Regions from separate parts of the Homo sapiens genome. Here region 1 is linked to region 2. A link is a loop called in an ENCODE intact Hi-C map of the cell type or tissue named here. Cell type or tissue: endothelial cell of umbilical vein. All regions are shown on one strand. Each heading gives the region's core, and the rest is flanking DNA. Links, peaks and the distances in the headings are about the cores only. Region 1 overlaps LOC105371009 (a long non-coding RNA gene). Region 2 overlaps LINC01582 (long intergenic non-protein coding RNA 1582).

Region 1 (2,804 bases), core at 52-2,551, 92 kb before region 2:
GTGGAGAGGGTCTTGTGACTGAGGCAGGGAACGGGAAGGGCAAAGGAGAACTCAATGAGGTTGTGGATGTCCTCATTGATTCACTGAATGTTCTCACGGATTCAGGAAGCTGGGAGGCTGGGCAAGAGGTCAATAGCTCTGGAGCAAGCAGTTCAGTTGACCCACAGCCACTTTCCTCATATACATATTTACTGACCTAATGAAAAGTCAGATAGCCCAAGCCCACCTGACCTTGAGCTGCTCATAAACAGAAGGGCTGGCTTCATGCCCACTGTTGGCACCACCAGGAACAAAGTCAGCCCTTGGTAATACAGGGAAGGCCATTCAGAGCTTGTCAGGAACCCTAATCTCCTTTGTGGCCCTCTCACAAGCCTGTTCCTTTTGTGGCAACTGTGAGGAAAACTGGTTGGAAGGTGTTTACAAAGGCTCTTGTCAATAATTCCAAGGCTCCCTTGCCTGCTTCTTGCACCTATAAAGATATCAGAAATCCTCATTGTCTTAGCCCTGAAACAGCCTTTTTGGTTTTTAAAGGAACCCTCAATGCTTTGGTTTGATATTATCCAATAGTCACAGCTGACCTAGGAATTCTGGAGCTTTGCAACCTTGAGAAATCTATAAAAATGGAGTACATCTCATTTTAAGAACAAAAGCAGGGGATAATTAAAAAAAAAAAAAAGCACGTGCATGCCTGTAAGACTGCAAAGTAAGATCTCAGAATACGAAAGAAGGAAGTAAATCTCTTCATGGATTTCCAAAATATTCCCAATGTATTTATATCCCTTCACCTTAAATCATCTGAAAATTACTTTCACATTAAGAATCTCCCTTAAAAATGAGTTAGAACTGATTATTCCCAATTTAAGAAGATGAAACTGCAGTTCCGAGTGGTTATGTAACCAGAGTGGGAGATAGGGTGATTTAAGCTCAAAGAAAGAGGTACTCCATGTGACATAACTTGCAGAATTTCCCAGAAATACTGAGAGTGTTCTGATAACTGCTGTCTCCAACTTGATCATAAAAGTAAGCAACTTCTCTTATGTATCTTTGCCTGCCTAACAGTGAGCTCAGAAAATGGTGACTGAATGAATGATTTTAATGATTGTATCCTTAGTCAATCTGTGAAAGTCATTCCTTTGTTTTGAGGCTTTTGGTCAATCCTCCCAGACAATCTCTTCTCAGGGCTTCACTCTCACCAAATCATTTGCTACCGGAGAGGAATCCAATGAGCCCTCTTCTCTCTTTCCCACATGTGACTCAATCCAGCAATATCTAATCTTTCAAAATACCTCACATTGCATCTCAGAGGCATGTCCTTTGAGATATGAATAGTCAACTAAGTCAGGCCACCAGAATGTTGTAGTACCATGGCATTGACAAGCAGGCAATTAGATGAGTCACTGGGCCATTATTGGGTGACATCCGAGCTCCTTTGCCCTATCATCGGGTCCCAGATGGGTGGTAGTTATGCATAACTGAAAGTCAGCTGCAAGATAACTTCTTGGCTTGCCTGTAAGAAATCCCTTCCTGTTGGATGGGTCCATGAAGCTGCTTCTGTATGTGAAAGCTGGCGAAGGAGAGAGATATGATCTCAGTTCCTTCCTCCAGGGGCTGGAGGACACCATTCAGAGAATCAGGCAAACTGCTCCTGAAAGAGCTTCCCTTATGTGGGACTCTGCAGCTGCAGTCCAACCCCTGGGCTTATTTCTGTCAGTTTCCAGCTTTGTCACTTTTAGTGAGTCATAACAATTTACTACACCTCAGTTTCCACATGTACTTAAGAAAAAAAAAAAGAGGGACTATAATGCCACTTTTATCATTGGGTTGCCATGAAATTTAAAGGAAAGAGTTTGTGTGGAAAGGCTGATAACCTAGTGCTTGACACATTATATGCTTTTGACAAATGTCACTTATTTATTATGGAATTTTTCAAATTTAATGGATTGTCTGGTAAAGATGTGCCACTTAGGCCGGGTGCAGTGGCTCACACCTATAATCCCAGCACTTTGGAAGGCCAAGGCTGGCAGATCACTAGAGGCCAGGAGTTCAAAAGCAGCCTGGCCAACAGGGCAAAACCCCGTCTCTCCTAAAAATACAAAACTTATCTGGGTGTGGTGGTGCACACCTGTAATCCCAGCTACTTGGGAAGCTGAGGCAGGAGAATTGCTTGAACCCGGGAGGCAGAGGTTGCAGTGAGCTGAGATTGCACCACTGCACTCCAGCCTGAGCAACAGAGCAAGACTCTGTCTCAGAAAAAAAAAAAAAAATCTGCTATGTACCACTTAGACAACATTACGTAGTATATATGAGACATTTTTGCTCTTTCCAGGCTCATAGAACATGAACTGTAGGAGTAACCTCAGAGAACCCCCACAGAGCACTTCTTCCCTAAGAGGAAGCAGAGGTCCAGAGGGGTGGCAGTGTCCAAGTCACATCAGTGACACACCAGGATTAGCATTTGGCTCTCCTCATACCTCATCCCCATTTGTTCTACTGCACCATCTTCTGCGCTAATGGTTCACACTATTTAGTTTCTAAGTAAATACCTCTTTGGAACCTAAAAACTTTGTTGCTAGCAATGAGAACTGTCAAAGAATAATTTCTTACATGCTCTTACTCTTACAAATCTAAGAACTAAACTCTTTAAGAGTTTTAGCATAGATTTCTGATAGGCAAATCATAAAAAATCATAAAGTGGGGGGGGGGGCATTCCAGGATTGTTTGAGGATAGAGAATGCACACATATCTTAACTTTCCATTGAGACATATTGTTTAATCATATTTTAATCCAATATTTCAAACCAAGG
Region 2 (2,804 bases), core at 8-2,507:
AGCTAAAAAGAAAGAGGCAGAATGGGCCAGAAATCCAACTTTCTCGGATTCTGATTCTGTGCTGTGTCTTGGTGCATAATTTTAAGAATCATGGGTATCTCCCTTCAAGAGCCTTCCCTACTTCCACCACTTCGGAAGTACATCCTGGAAGGGACCAGGTAGAGGCAGAGCCAGCGGCCAGCTGCTGGGAGGAGAAGTAGAGAGGGCTACTTAGTACTCCTCTTCACCTCTCGGGCAGAGATGATAAAAAGGAAAATTAAAAGGATAAAGGCTTAGATATTCCCAGGCTAAGAAAGGAGAAGAAAACCCAAAGTATATTAATATTAACCAAAAGGTATAAAAATATATCCCTGGCCGGGCACAGTGGCTCACACCTGTAATCCCAGCACTTTGGGAGGCTGAGGTGGGTGGATCACCTGAAGTCAGGAGTTCAAGACCAGCCTCATCAACATGCAGAAACCCCATCTCTACTAAAAATAAAAATTAGTTGGGCTTGGCAGCGCACGCCTATAATCCCAGCTACTCGAGAGGCCGAGACAGGAGAATCACTTGAACCTGGGAAGCAGACATTGCAGTGAGCCGAGATCACGCCATTGCACTCCAGCCTGGGCAACAAGAGCGAAACTCCATCTCAAAAAAAAAAAAAAAAAAAAAAAATATATATATATATATATATATATGTATATATATACATACACACACACACACATATATACATATATATGTATACATATATGTGCGTGTGTGTGTATATATATATCCCTAAATCTGGGATGCTTGGCTCAAATCTGCCCTACAAAATTGACCCAAGTTCCCAAGTTGACATTGTATCTCTTGAGAAAGGGGTCTATTCAGTGTTTAGAACTGTAATATATACACACAAATACAAAAAGTACAGAAGATAATATAATACACACCATGCATTCCCCCTCCAAAAATGAGAAGTATTGTTTCCACCTCTAAAAATCACAGGTTTACTAACTTCTTCTAAGAATCTAGACAAAGAGGCCTTCTAAGAAATGTTTTCGATGGTGCCACCTGGTGGATTCATCCTAAAAGTGCTATCTGCTCTTGCTCACAATTAAACTGACTTAAGAGGACAAATTCTCATACATAATGAGATATTTGACCCACTAATTTTTTCCCCCAGCTTTCCTTTATTTTCTCTCTAGGCATCCTCAGCCTCCCTTCCATTCCACTACAATCAACTGATCCTTGGAGTTCCCATTTCATTTCATAGCCTTTCTGCTGCATTAGAGCAATTTTACAGCAAGATTTACAACAATGTCAGGAATAAAGAAAACTGTTGTAAAATAGCCATGGACAACATTACAAACTGGCAATAAAATCGACCATAATGCACAGCTGGTATTTATGTAAGCCACCTGTTCCATTTTTAGCTACTCCTGATCCCTGCTTTTATCCCATTCACTGTGCTTTGAAATACCTTTTACTTGTCTCCTTCTCCTCTAAAGGTCTTCAGAACTGATAAGTTCCAGAATTTGCTGAGCCCTCATATTGGGGTACCCTTGCTCATCTATGAGCCCAAAGGCCCAACATGGCTGAACTTTGCTTCCCAGTCTTTGAACTCTGCCAAAACCTGGATATTGAACAGAAGAAAAGTTTCAGCAAAACCCTCATGCAACTGCAAGATACATTTAAATATAAATACATATACTCATCTAAAAAAATTAAACAGTCAAGGAACTATGTACTGTTCACCCACTATGGAGAAAATACTAGAGCCATAATTTGTAGGACTGGTTCCCATTGAATGAGCAGCATCTAAGTATGAGCTTAAAATTTTACACATTATCTCTAATTCATGCAGCAACTCTTCAAGGTTGCTTGAATCAATTACTCACTACCTCTGTGACTTCAGTAAATAATTCTATCAATCTCAGTTTAGAAGTTGGCCTATCAGGGCCAGGCGCAGTGGCTCACGCCTGTAATCTTAGCAATTTGAGAGGCTTAAGTGGGCAGATCACTTGAGGTCAGGAGTTTGAAACCAGCCTGGTCAACAAGGTGAAACTCCATCTCTACTAAAAATACAAAAAAAAAAAAATAATTAGCCAGGCGTGGTGGTGCGTGCCTGTAGTCCCAGCTAGTCAGGAAGCTGAGGCAGGAGAACTGCTTGAACCCAGGAGGTGGAGGTTGCAGTGAGCCAAGATAGCGCCACTGCACTACAGCCTGGGTAGCTCGGTTGAAGAAGAGGAAGAGGAGGAAGAAGGAGAGGAAGAGGAAGAGGAGCAGAAGAAGAAGTAGAAGGAGAGGGAGAGGAAAAGGGAGGAGGAGGAAGAGGGAAAGGGGAGGGGAAGGGAAGGGGAGGAAGAGGAGGAGGAAGAGGAGGAGGAGGAAGAAGGCGGCGGCCTATCAACTGTGTGGAATTGTAGTGAAAATTTAGAGTAGCTGTTTTAACAGGTAAGATTCACCAAATGTTTATTCTGTACTAAGCATCCTTATAGGAACTCTCCACATATTAACTCATTTTATATAGTCACAACCAACCTATGAGATGAGTACTATTAATATGCCCAGTTCATAAAAGAAAGCTGATACACAGACAAGTAACTTGCCAAAGGCCACAAACCCGTAAGTAGCAAAGCCAGGATGTGAACCCCCCCAAAAATCATATTCCAGAGCACTCTGTTCTTCATACAGAGAGATATGACTATTATTTAGATCATTAATTTTTTAAAAATCAAGGAGTGAAGTCAGCATAAATGATGGAAATAAAGACTAACAAAACTTCTGTTCTCCACAGAAACAAGGAGAAAGTTGGCAAAGATTATTAGAATCAACTT

The links. Hi-C counts contacts between places; a loop is a spot of excess contacts. Peaks named below come from ENCODE experiments on the same cell type or tissue, not always from the same donor. Only the 100,000 strongest peaks of a DNase experiment are listed, where the experiment ranks them.
Region 1: a loop joins it to region 2, with 7 times the contacts of the local background. A loop is called at or near these places in 16 of 110 quality-filtered maps.

Annotation. Positions count from the first base shown.
Region 1 is chr15:97,992,075-97,994,878 of GRCh38, forward strand. The region is part of intron 2 of LOC105371009 (a long non-coding RNA gene); the gene reads right to left. Among named protein-coding and RNA genes, the nearest start is that of LINC02251, 9.6 kb to the right of the region's middle. In endothelial cell of umbilical vein, for the core only: no CTCF peak of the experiment used is centred there; a DNase peak (open chromatin) is centred at 1,537; H3K27ac peaks cover 851 bases.
Region 2 is chr15:98,084,175-98,086,978 of GRCh38, forward strand. LINC01582 (long intergenic non-protein coding RNA 1582) reads right to left here. Exons shown (of 4, transcript NR_120325.1): 2 at 1,448-1,600. Among named protein-coding and RNA genes, the nearest start is that of LINC01582, 3.2 kb to the right of the region's middle. In endothelial cell of umbilical vein, for the core only: a CTCF peak has its summit at 1,060 (motif pointing left); a DNase peak (open chromatin) is centred at 1,037.